Regions from separate parts of the Homo sapiens genome. Here all the other regions are linked to region 1. A link is a contact called in ENCODE Hi-C or POLR2A ChIA-PET data. All regions are on one chromosome and are shown on one strand. Each heading gives the region's core, a stretch centred on a gene start or an enhancer-like site at or near the end of the contact. The rest is flanking DNA. Distances are from core to core; before and after follow the strand shown. Region 1 overlaps GALNT2 (polypeptide N-acetylgalactosaminyltransferase 2). Region 2 holds the start of NUP133-DT (NUP133 divergent transcript). Region 3 holds the start of ACTA1 (actin alpha 1, skeletal muscle).

Evidence for each region. A loop is a pair of places that touch in the nucleus more often than their neighbours do. ChIA-PET counts read pairs that join two places held with the same protein, here RNA polymerase II (POLR2A). Pooled maps may share reads with other maps.
Region 2: a loop to region 1 is called in a pooled map, with 5 times the contacts of the local background. The contact joins the promoter of NUP133-DT here to the enhancer-like site in region 1. A Hi-C loop is called at or near these places in 5 of 50 pooled maps. POLR2A ChIA-PET finds 5 or more read pairs at or near these places in 3 of 52 experiments (CD8-positive, alpha-beta memory T cell, MCF 10A and activated T-cell).
Region 3: a loop to region 1 is called in a pooled map of gastrocnemius medialis, with 2.3 times the contacts of the local background. The contact joins the promoter of ACTA1 here to the enhancer-like site in region 1. A Hi-C loop is called at or near these places in 4 of 37 single-sample maps with no recorded cell type and 11 of 50 pooled maps. POLR2A ChIA-PET finds 5 or more read pairs at or near these places in 1 of 52 experiments (AG04450).

What each region holds. Positions count from the first base shown.
Region 1 is chr1:230,102,635-230,106,446 of GRCh38, reverse strand. The region is part of intron 1 of GALNT2 (polypeptide N-acetylgalactosaminyltransferase 2); the gene reads right to left. Among named protein-coding and RNA genes, the nearest start is that of GALNT2, 37 kb to the right of the region's middle. RefSeq lists enhancers at 692-761, 728-1,449, 821-2,020. Within about 2 kb of position 1,571, at least 29 of the 41 ENCODE cell types and tissues checked have a DNase peak (open chromatin) inside an H3K27ac peak, as active enhancers do.
Region 2 is chr1:229,506,959-229,510,836 of GRCh38, reverse strand. It overlaps NUP133-DT (NUP133 divergent transcript), which reads right to left and starts at 2,407. Exons shown (of 3, transcript NR_110630.1): 1 at 2,158-2,407; 2 at 597-713. It overlaps NUP133 (nucleoporin 133), which reads left to right and starts at 2,496. Exons shown (of 26, transcript NM_018230.3): 1 at 2,496-2,769. The coding sequence starts at 2,588. RefSeq lists silencers at 1,341-1,635, 2,576-2,805 and an enhancer at 2,406-2,525.
Region 3 is chr1:229,432,844-229,436,638 of GRCh38, reverse strand. It overlaps ACTA1 (actin alpha 1, skeletal muscle), which reads left to right and starts at 2,545. Exons shown (of 7, transcript NM_001100.4): 1 at 2,545-2,635; 2 at 3,512-3,652; 3 at 3,759-3,795. The coding sequence starts at 3,524. RefSeq lists a silencer at 2,543-2,837.

The sequences.
Region 1 (3,812 bases), core at 322-2,821:
CAGTGGGCCAGACCAACAGCAGTTTCAGCACACTGCCGGAACTCAGAGCCTCAGGTGTTTAGGTATTCATTCCAGGCCAGGAGGAGGCATGGCTCCTGGAAGCAGGCACTAAGCCTGTCATCTCCATTCAGTATCGTTTCTCAGATTCTCAGACTGAAATCTTTAGGCAATTGCATGCCATCCTCCATGGGCACAGTCACCCTTATACAGAGAGATCAACTTGCTGCTCAGAGATACACAGCTGATCAGGGAATACAAAACTTTGCTATCACTCCGAAGTCCAGGAAACAGAGCGGACAATGCCTGGAAATTCTGCACTGCACGGCCATGAGCAAAAAGAGTTGGCATACCCTCATGCACTGTGTCACCAAGTGGTTAATATGCAACTATTGCACAAGACCTGCTTCTAAGAAGTCAAGTCCGAAGACCGGACTAAAGAAATGAATCATCTTTACCGAATTACTACAATCACTATGGAGGCCCAGAAATGTTGAGTAAAGGTGAGTGGGAAGAGGCTGGAGAGATGAAAGTGTGCATGCTGACTGGCAGATACAGCGCTGGATCTGGCATCAGACAGGACTGGTCTGTCCCCACCACTTCCTAGTTGTCCATCTTGAACAAGTCTTTTGACTTCTCTCTGGGTGCCTGTGCCCCAGTTTGTATAATGGATATAATCATGCTTATGAGCCAACAGGACATGAACCTTGATGGAGAATGCAAACACAGGTGCTCACGTTCTCTGAAGCCCCACAGTGAGACAGCACCGACAGACGCCCTCACTTTCGAATGCTGACATTTATGCAACTCCCACCTCATCCGTGCTGACCACTGCGAGGAAGAAGGTGGGACACAGAGACTCTATGTTCCCACAGGAGCTTACACAAGAGCAACACGGTTCACTGAACCGCAGGGACCATCAACTCTAGGGAGCACCATTAATTTTGTGTGCCACTCAGGAAGAAAAACACGATCAATGAAACCCTGAAACACCATCCATGGAAGATGCATCCTGATTTCAGACATGTTAAAACATGAGAGGCGGGGGAAATGTGCATTGTAGAATCAATGATATGGTGCGACAAGAGCCCCCAGTGGGCCCCAGAGCTCGGCTCTGGTCCTGACCAAACAATGTCTAAAACCAGCTTGAGTCCACAGAGCAGTGGGTGTTCAGTTTGGCTGCTCTTCAATAACCCTGGGAACCTGTTTGCATTTCAGACTCCCTGTCCCTCCTGGAGAATGATTCAGTTGCTCTGAAAGGAGGTCTGAGCACCTCTCTAACACATCCTGTCTGTGCCAGCTGGGAAAAGGAAGGCTGGCTAAATAGCAGAATGGATCTAACAGCACAGCAGCTTCCCTTCCACACCCCCAGCCTCTGGCATCAGTACGCTCCTTACAGGAAGGGCCCCAAACAGAGCCGAAGGTGTGGTCTGAATCCACAGCGCCACTGTGGCCCTCCTGCCTACATTCCATTTCTGCTGTTTCTCTGACACTTTCCCCCACTCTGATTCATTTTCCGAGTATGCAGTTGCAAAACCTACGCTTAGAACGGGGGGACTGCAAGCGTCCTGTGTGGCATTTCCCTAAGTCAGCTGTGACTCAGCCTGGCAAGGGCCCAGGTGCCTTCAGAGTGGCTTCCTGCAAAGACCAGTAATGACGGGCCAGCCGCTGCACTCAGGCACATGAGCCAGCACCTCTGCGACTGAGATCCAGGGAAGGAACGGGATCGCCCTCCTACCTCCCAGCACTGCAAATGTCATTTACATTTTGAAGCCACTGGGGACATGGGTGGAACTCTGTGAGCTGGTGAATTACGCATTCCAGGATTTCTGAAGCCTATTAAGAAAGGAGAGCCAGGGTGGGCGGCCATCACGAAGCAGCTCCAACCACCTGTTTCCCTCCTCCCGCATTTCCCCCACCCAGCACATCACATTTATTTTATGACTCGGTGCATCCAACAAGGCACGGCTTTTAAAGCTTCCCATTTCTGATGCTACAGAGCCAGGAAACCAGGAATCAAGATTATCAGGCTAAAATACAGCCGCCTCTCTTTGAGGCCCACCAGCTGGTTCTGAGAACCTACTGCACCACCATGGAAAAGGGATTCCCTAGCCTTCTCTACCCAAATACCCCAGAAGATAAGATTTCAGCTTTTTAAGATAGTGGTTCCATTAACCTTTGGAGAAAGGAGGAGAGACCCTGTTCGGGGAGCTCTATGCCAAATAAAGACAGAGCCAACCTCCCTGCCTCCCTCGGCCCCCCACCACCCCAGAACCTACTGACCCTTGCAGAGCCAGCCTGCTGACTCCTTTGGAGAGAACCATAAGAGAAGCTTCAGGACGCTCAGGAGTTAGAGGGAAAATGAAGCCATTTACCAAACAGAAGCACATGACTGCCTCGCACTCAGTAAGCACAAGCTGAATCAATTAGTTAATTAAACCTGATACGGGGCTCTGTGGGGTTAAGATCTTACACCCTGAGTAAGGAACACTGCTGAAGAAGGAAACAGTCGCTCTGGGAGATGCTGCTACCAAAATCAGTGGAAGGTCAGGTAGGAGCAGCTCTCACGGAGTAAATGACTAGGAGAAGGGGAGGAATGAATAACAATCCATTACCTAATAAGGGGTTTGTCTAAACCAGCTAACTTGTTTCAGAATTGAGGCCAAAATCAGGGTTAGCTGCAACAGTGCCTACATGATAATTATGTGCTTTTTTTTTTTCCTTTTGGCTTTGTGTGTGTGGTTTTGGAGGGATGGGTTCTTTCATTTTCTGTTTTTGTGTGCCACCTACTTGTCTCCTTAGAACCACAGACAAAATCCTGCAAGAATCTCTTTCCTGGGAGCAGAACTCATGCCCTGGTGAGCCCCACAGACACAGACTGCCTCTGCAGCCTGGTGGCATCTGCCCCAGAACCAACCAGAAAAAAAGGTGACTTACATTTCTTTCCAACCACCAAGGCTGAAGATGGAAATCTGTTCACAGTTGCAGATGTTGGCTGGGGAGAAAAGGGGGGCTGCTGCAGGAAGGCATCTGGGTGCTCAACACTGTGGCTAATTATTGCTGAATAAAAAATAATCATCTTTGCATGACTGTAGCAAGGTTGCTCATGGATACAAAGTATATTAAGGTGAAGACAGTAAACACCACACTAAAGGTCTCATGATGTGCAAACTGAGATTCCATGAACGTTACTAAAATCTATTACGGGGATTTTGGACTGACTCCTTGAAATCCAGGGAACAATTATTAAAACATGAAAGGACCACAACTGTCTATTTCTGCAGATAGCTCCTTCTAGCAACTGTTTTCCTGGACTGCCTCACCTAGGAGGTAACAGAGGCTCTTTACAATTCCTCCAAATGCAAATTTGATAGAGTTATAGGAGTCTCTTACTGCACAGTGCTGTGTTCTAAACACGATCTCAGCAAGGCCAATGGACCTCGGGCTTAACCTCAATATGAGCCTCAGTGAGTAAAATGTCACTACTGGTCACATGCAGAGTCATCAAACAACACTCTCGTCCATGCTACCTTCTGAGTATTCTCCAGTCTTCACCCATGGCCCCGCCTCTCCACTGCCCCTGCAAAGAAAAAGTCCTCCATCCTTGCCCTGCCACAACTACTGGACATCTTCAACCTTTCCACCACCCAAGACTCTGTTATTTACCCCACAGAATCTGTTTCCATCAATGGCTATGAAAAAACAGAGAGTGATTTAATCTGTTCGCTTTTTTTTTAAGGCCATCAACTGTCCTGAGTCATCACACTAAGTGTCTGTCATTCTAATTGGATGCAGAGGTGTTTTTACAATAAGCC
Region 2 (3,878 bases), core at 1,158-3,657, 600 kb after region 1:
TGAGCCACTATGCCTGGCCGTGAGACCCCATTTCTAAAAATATATATATAAATAAAAAATAGGCAGGTGTGGTGGTACATGCCCATGGTCCCAACTCAGAGGCTGAGGCAGGAGGATCACTGAAGCCCAGAAGGTTAAGGATGTGGTGAGCTTTGATCACGCCACTGCACTCCAGCCTGAGCAACAGAGTAAGACCCAATCTCTAGAAAAATCATAAAGTAAAATAAGAATAAATAAAGTTCCTAGAATGCACCAAGTCCTTTGCTGCTTCAGGACCTTTGGCCAAGGATCCTCTGCCTGAAACATTCTTCCTCCTATTCTCTTATGCTTCATGTCTCAGGTTAAACGTCCTTTTCTCCCAGAGACCTTTATAGACCTCCATGCAAAAATAGGTAGCCCCAGTGATTCTCTCTCATACACTTTGCTCTTTTATTTCATAGTACACATCTCAGCTTGTAGCTGGATATTTGTGTTCATTTTTTCAGTGTCTGTCTTTCTCATTGGTCTGTAATCTCCATGAGGGTAGGACCCATGGGCTTTGTTTAGTTATAAGCCTTAGCAATTATCACATAGCCTGGCACATGGTAGGTACTCACTAAATCCATAACGAATGGATGACTTTTAGTGCTGTCTGCTTACTATCCTTCAATAGCCATACATTTGGACTCCAGGCAAGTTCTTGCTCAAAGGTGGCTGACAAGTCATTCTAGCTCCTGCAAACAACAGCTTTTACATTAGGATGCTGGGGAAACCACTAACCAGTCCAACAAAGCACAAGAATAAAATTGATCCCACCAATCCTCTCAGACACAACTATTAATACTCTCTATTGCCTATTTCACACCCCTCCTTGTAAGAATGAAACAGGGAGGAAATGCACTGGGCTCTCAGAGCTATAAGACTCAACAAGCTGCCAAGTTGGGTTAGACACCCAGGTGGGAGAAGGAGTAAAGCAGCTAGCCTATGTAACCTTGGCAAGATGACTGCTCAGATGCCACTGGTGCATAGATAGATGACTGGCTTCCCAGGGGAATGTCAACAACTGACACCCACACTGTGGTCTCCCACATGTGAATACGTCAATGTTTACTTAACCATTCCCTTATTTCAACACACGTTGAATGAAAGTCTACTATGTGTCTGTTACTGTGTGCCACAAAGGTAACAAAGTCACTGCTCTTGCTGTCAAGACATTTAAAAGGAAGTACTTGACAGACAATTATGAAAACAAACTATTATGCAGGATAAAAATACAGTCTACACACAGGAGCAGAGAGGACAAAGGATAAGGGGGACCTAATCCTGTGGAAGGTTTCACTGAGAAGGCAGCACAGAACTAACTTGATGCGGAAGGTAGGCGCCTTCTGGACCAACAAGGCAGGGAGTGCATTCCAGGTGAGAGAAACATGGACATGGGCACTGGAGGGAGATTTGGGTTTTTAAGTTCTCGGAATGTGGAGTGCAAGTGGGAAGTGCTGGAAGTACAACACGGACGGAAAAGCCAACCTGACTTAGATCACATAGGACCTTGCAAAGGAGCTTAGCAAATAACCTACTGGCAATGGTCAGCCACTGAAGCATTTACAGGCCCAAGAGCAGCATTACGTTTGCCTTAATTCATTGTGTTGGCAGTGAGAAGATAGAGTGGAGGAAGACTAGACACAGGTAAGGAACCCTCTCCCCATCTCCCCTACTCCCTCCCGCTGGCAGAAGAGGCTACGCAGTGGTTGAGGGAAAGGTAAGTACCAGAACCAGGGCAGAGGCAGTGCAAATGTGTGATCTAGTACAGACACGTAGGACCTTACAACGTATACCATGATCTTAGGGTGGAGGTAGGTGTGAGGGATGACTGCAGATAGAGCTCTTCTCTTTGCCTTGGACAACTGGCCAGTTTTACCAAGCTGGAACAGAGATGGTGGTAGGAGAGGGGTCCTAAAGGAAAACATGAATGCGCTTTTCATAAGTGGATTGTGAGGAGTTCGCAGGACTTCCAGCTGAAATTGTCCCCTAGGGAGCTGAATGATAGGGGTCTGGGGGTTTTGAGCTGGATCCAGGTTAGAGACACGGATTTGTGGCGTCATCAGCGTGGATGAGACTGCGCAAAGTTGAATGGGAAAATGGCAAACCTAGAAAACAACAAATATCACAGTGCGATACCAGTGTCAGCTTTACGGCTTTTCTCCGTCCTCAGCTTGGAATGAGGAACATCTTTCATTTCACAAGAGGTTCAGGAACTACCAGTGTGAAAAGAGGCTACGTTCAAGCTGCTGGAGGGCCAGTTCCACCTAGGCGCAGTCAAGAAGGGCGCCTGGCTTTCCGGCTTCACGTCCCTGGAAGCTCGGCACTGCAGCGGTTCTAGATCTGGGGCCGCCGGCTGCCTTCCCGACCTACCTCGCTGACTGGGCACCGCCCTTAACGTCACGATCCCGCCCCCGCCAGCGCTCCGACCACAACCCGCGGGAGCCATTGCGTTTGACGTCATCATCGCGCGCCATCTCTTCCCTTAGGTGTTTAAGTTCCGCGCGCAGGCCAGGCTGCAACCTGACGGCCAGATCCCTCGCTGTCCTAGTCGCTGCTCCTTGGAGTCATGTTCCCAGCCGCCCCTTCTCCGCGGACCCCGGGTACCGGGTCCCGAAGGGGCCCGCTGGCCGGACTCGGGCCCGGCTCCACGCCCCGGACGGCTAGCAGGAAGGGTCTGCCCCTGGGGTCTGCAGTCAGCTCCCCAGTGCTCTTCTCGCCGGTCGGCCGGCGTAGCTCGCTAAGCTCGCGGTAAGTGATCTCCCTGGTTGGGTCTGGCAACCAACAGCCTCACGGGCCGCAGTGGGCCGGATAGGTTGTTGTCTTTAGAAGCCTTTGGAACCGGGGCGGCGGAATAGAATGCCACAGTATTGGAAAATAGACCTTTTCCACTGCTGCAGGTAGTATCTGCTTCGTTTTGATTATCAGTTGATCAGTTGATTCCCCACTTTGCATTTTTCATGGATACCTTTGTGCAGAAGTGAAGTACAAACTGGATTTGCATCAGTGTTTACCTACTTCCCACCTACTACCCGTGTGATCTGGTGTAAGTCACTCGTGATTTTCTTCATCTGTGAAATGGCGATAATATATCTCACCTGAGCCAGAGGAGTTATTATGAATTGCCACGATGCAGATGTAAGGTGATGGTGATAATGAGGACCTACAACCCTGAAAGATCATTGTTTAATGCCTAACATACCAACTGACATTAATATCTGATGATTGGTAATTAAAGGGTTTCTAGCTACGGAATTTAACTTTCTAGGTAAATTATAAGGAAAAGGCTTTACATAAGTGAGCTAAGAGTACTGTGATAGTTTAGTTACTAAAACTGCTCGTTTGGAGCACCAGTAAAATCATCACACACACACACCCCTCCCCACCCCCAACACACACCATGTTCATAATTAACCTAAAACTTTAGTGTTTCTGCATAGTTTTCTCTGAATTCATCTATAAAAAATGAATTTTTCCCTGCAGGAAACACAAAGTATTGTGTCTTGAAATTATGGTTAAAATTTATCTGTAAAATTTTTCAGTACTTTAAAGGAGAAGTGGTTTTGAAAGAATACACTGTATCTTTGACTTTTTTTGGCATATTTTGAAAAGTTCTTTTCAAAGTGCTGATCTTGTCAGTGTTTTCTATTCCTTTTGCGAAAAGTTGGAGAATAAAAGCATACTTTATTTACTGTGTGTTGTTTTATTTAAATCTCTTCTTGTGATCATTTGAAGAAAAACCTTTGTTATCCTCTGTCAGGAAACAAAGCCCTTAGCCCTTCTGTATGTGCATCTTCTCATTTAATTCTCGTGATAAGACATAGACTACCTTTTATTCTGGTGACTTTACAATATTCTAA
Region 3 (3,795 bases), core at 1,296-3,795, 670 kb after region 1:
AGAGCTGAGGCTGCACCTGAAAACTTAGAAGCAGGAACTCCCTGTCAAGCATACCCTACATGGCTGACCTTTACTTAGTGACAGTTCTCAAAAGGCGGAGCAGGGCGCCGCTGCGCTCCCCCAAAACATACATGTATGGAGACGTGGCTCTGCCACCCACCATTCAGTCTATTCTCTAAGCCAATGAGAATGCAACAAGACCAGAATGGGACTGAGGGTGGCCTGTGGTGACCTGTCAGGGACTATTTAAACCAGCCGCAAATCATGTGGGCAGGGAACAGATGCCTGGCTGGCCACCTCAGGGGCCATCTCCCACAGTTTGCTGTACTAGCAGGTCTCTGTTCGCTTGTGAGTGTTTTTAATCATGGTCAGCTTTTAGTGTGGGTTTGAATGTAACAGACTGAGCTTAGAAAAGCTTTCTGTAAGGAAAGGTAAGAGTTGAACTGAGCAAGAGTTTTGAAAAATAGTGACAATCCCATTCTCCTTTGGAATGCGCACAAATATTGAGGTATCCAGTGAACGGCAGCAAATTTCCTACCTTCAAGGCCCAAATGTAAGCTAGTCCCCTTACGTTACATGCAGCTCATTTGCTAAGTGGTTTTTTTCTAGTATCTCCACTACTCGCTGACACAGGAGGACACAGGATGTTAAAAAGGAAATACAGTTCTGTCAATTATTCACTTACTCTCCAAAATACTTGGAAGAACTAAATATGGAACCATAGGAGACTTTATCCTCACCGCATAGTCCCTATACTAGTCAAACTCCTTATTTTTTAATTGATCATTTTTAGGAAGGTAGCATTTTATTCACTAGAACATTTTTGTTAATACTTGTTTATTTTTGGGATGAACTGCCATGATGTGGGCTACAGAGGAGGGTCGCATATGCTTCCATCCCCCTTTTAGAGAATCCACACCTGTCCCAGTTGCTGGGTTCCACTACCAAAAGTGAATTGCAACTATTTTAGGAGCACTTAAGCACATCCGAAAAATGAGTGATTCTGTTCTGGCCCACACCACATCACTGATGTACCCCCTTAAAGCATGTCCCTGAGTTCATCACAGAAGACTGCTCCTCCTGTGCCCTCCACAAGGTTAGAACTGTCCTTGTCTTAGGGAAAAAGGAGAGAGAGAGAGAGAGAGAGAGAGAGAGAGAGAGAGAGAGAGAGAGAGAGGGACAGGCACCAACTGGGTAACCTCTGCTGACCCCCACTCTACTTTACCATAAGTAGCTCCAAATCCTTCTAGAAAATCTGAAAGGCATAGCCCCATATATCAGTGATATAAATAGAACCTGCAGCAGGCTCTGGTAAATGATGACTACAAGGTGGACTGGGAGGCAGCCCGGCCTTGGCAGGCATCATCCTCTAAATATAAAGATGAGTTTGTTCAGCCTTTGCAGAAGGAAAAACTGCCACCCATCCTAGAGTGCCGCGTCCTTGTCCCCCCACCCCCTCCAATTTATTGGGAGGAAGGACCAGCTAAGCCTCATCTAGGAAGAGCCCCTCACCCATCTCCACCTCCACTCCAGGTCTAGCCAGTCCTGGGTTGTGACCCTTGTCTTTCAGCCCCAGGAGAGGGACACACATAGTGCCACCAAAGAGGCTGGGGGAGGGCCTCAGCCCACCAAAACCTGGGGCCAGTGCGTCCTACAGGAGGGGAACCCTCACCCCTTCAATCCCTTTAGGAGACCCAAGGGCGCTGCGCGTCCCTGAGGCGGACAGCTCCGTGTGCTCAGGCTTTGCGCCTGACAGGCCTATCCCCGGGAGCCCCCGCGCCTCCTCCCCGGCGCTCCGCCCTCGCCTCCCCCCGCCAGTTGTCTATCCTGCGACAGCTGCGCGCCCTCCGGCCGCCGGTGGCCCTCTGTGCGGTGGGGGAAGGGGTCGACGTGGCTCAGCTTTTTGGATTCAGGGAGCTCGGGGGTGGGAAGAGAGAAATGGAGTTCCAGGGGCGTAAAGGAGAGGGAGTTCGCCTTCCTTCCCTTCCTGAGACTCAGGAGTGACTGCTTCTCCAATCCTCCCAAGCCCACCACTCCACACGACTCCCTCTTCCCGGTAGTCGCAAGTGGGAGTTTGGGGATCTGAGCAAAGAACCCGAAGAGGAGTTGAAATATTGGAAGTCAGCAGTCAGGCACCTTCCCGAGCGCCCAGGGCGCTCAGAGTGGACATGGTTGGGGAGGCCTTTGGGACAGGTGCGGTTCCCGGAGCGCAGGCGCACACATGCACCCACCGGCGAACGCGGTGACCCTCGCCCCACCCCATCCCCTCCGGCGGGCAACTGGGTCGGGTCAGGAGGGGCAAACCCGCTAGGGAGACACTCCATATACGGCCCGGCCCGCGTTACCTGGGACCGGGCCAACCCGCTCCTTCTTTGGTCAACGCAGGGGACCCGGGCGGGGGCCCAGGCCGCGAACCGGCCGAGGGAGGGGGCTCTAGTGCCCAACACCCAAATATGGCTCGAGAAGGGCAGCGACATTCCTGCGGGGTGGCGCGGAGGGAATGCCCGCGGGCTATATAAAACCTGAGCAGAGGGACAAGCGGCCACCGCAGCGGACAGCGCCAAGTGAAGCCTCGCTTCCCCTCCGCGGCGACCAGGGCCCGAGCCGAGAGTAGCAGTTGTAGCTACCCGCCCAGGTAGGGCAGGAGTTGGGAGGGGACAGGGGGACAGGGCACTACCGAGGGGAACCTGAAGGACTCCGGGGCAGAACCCAGTCGGTTCACCTGGTCAGCCCCAGGCCTGCGCCCTGAGCGCTGTGCCTCGTCTCCGGAGCCACACGCGCTTTAAAAAGGAGGCAAGACAGTCAGCCTCTGGAAATTAGACTTCTCCAAATTTTTCTCTAGCCCCTTTGGGCTCCTTTACCTGGCATGTAGGATGTGCCTAGGGAGATAAACGGTTTTGCTTTAGTTGTCGCCAAGGCAGTTCCCTTCCAAACTAGCGCTAGAGCGAATGAGCGAGCAGCCAGGACCACCCATTCTGGGTTTCCAACAGGCGAAAAGGCCCTTTCTGAGTTTGAAATGTCACAGGGTTCCTAACAGGCCACTCTTCCCTGGATGGGGTGCCAACGCCTTTCCCATGGGCATCTCCTTCCACCCTCACGCTGGCCCAGCAAGCAGGCAGTGCTGAGGCCTTATCTCCCTAGGTGACAGATGTGGTCAGGGAGGCGCAGAGAGGATGGGCACTAGCGTCCAGCTCCTGGAACAGGTGTCAGGCAGGGAGGGCAGACAGGTCTTGGGGAACATGTTCCCCTGGCTATGTGGACAGAGGACTTCTCAGTGGGGTCTCGCGACCCTGTGCCCCTTTTCCTGGTTCAGGGCAGCCCTTAGCCGGGGCAAAGGTCGAGAAGAGAACCCCTGGTCGCCGCCCTGGCAGAATTTGAGTGGCTCCGGCAGGAGATGTCCCTAGGTTCCTGGGGAGGGAGGACGTCGGGGCCAGCCAGGCTTACCCCCCCCTGCCGCTGAGACTTCTGCGCTGATGCACCGCGCCTCTTCGCGGTCTCCCTGTCCTTGCAGAAACTAGACACAATGTGCGACGAAGACGAGACCACCGCCCTCGTGTGCGACAATGGCTCCGGCCTGGTGAAAGCCGGCTTCGCCGGGGATGACGCCCCTAGGGCCGTGTTCCCGTCCATCGTGGGCCGCCCCCGACACCAGGTCAGGCTGCCCCTCCGCAGAGGGAGCCGGCTCGGGGTCCCCGCGTAAGCCAGCCTGGTGCCACCCGGAGCGGCGTTAACGGGTGCGTGGTGTCTCGGCTCTGCAGGGCGTCATGGTCGGTATGGGTCAGAAAGATTCCTACG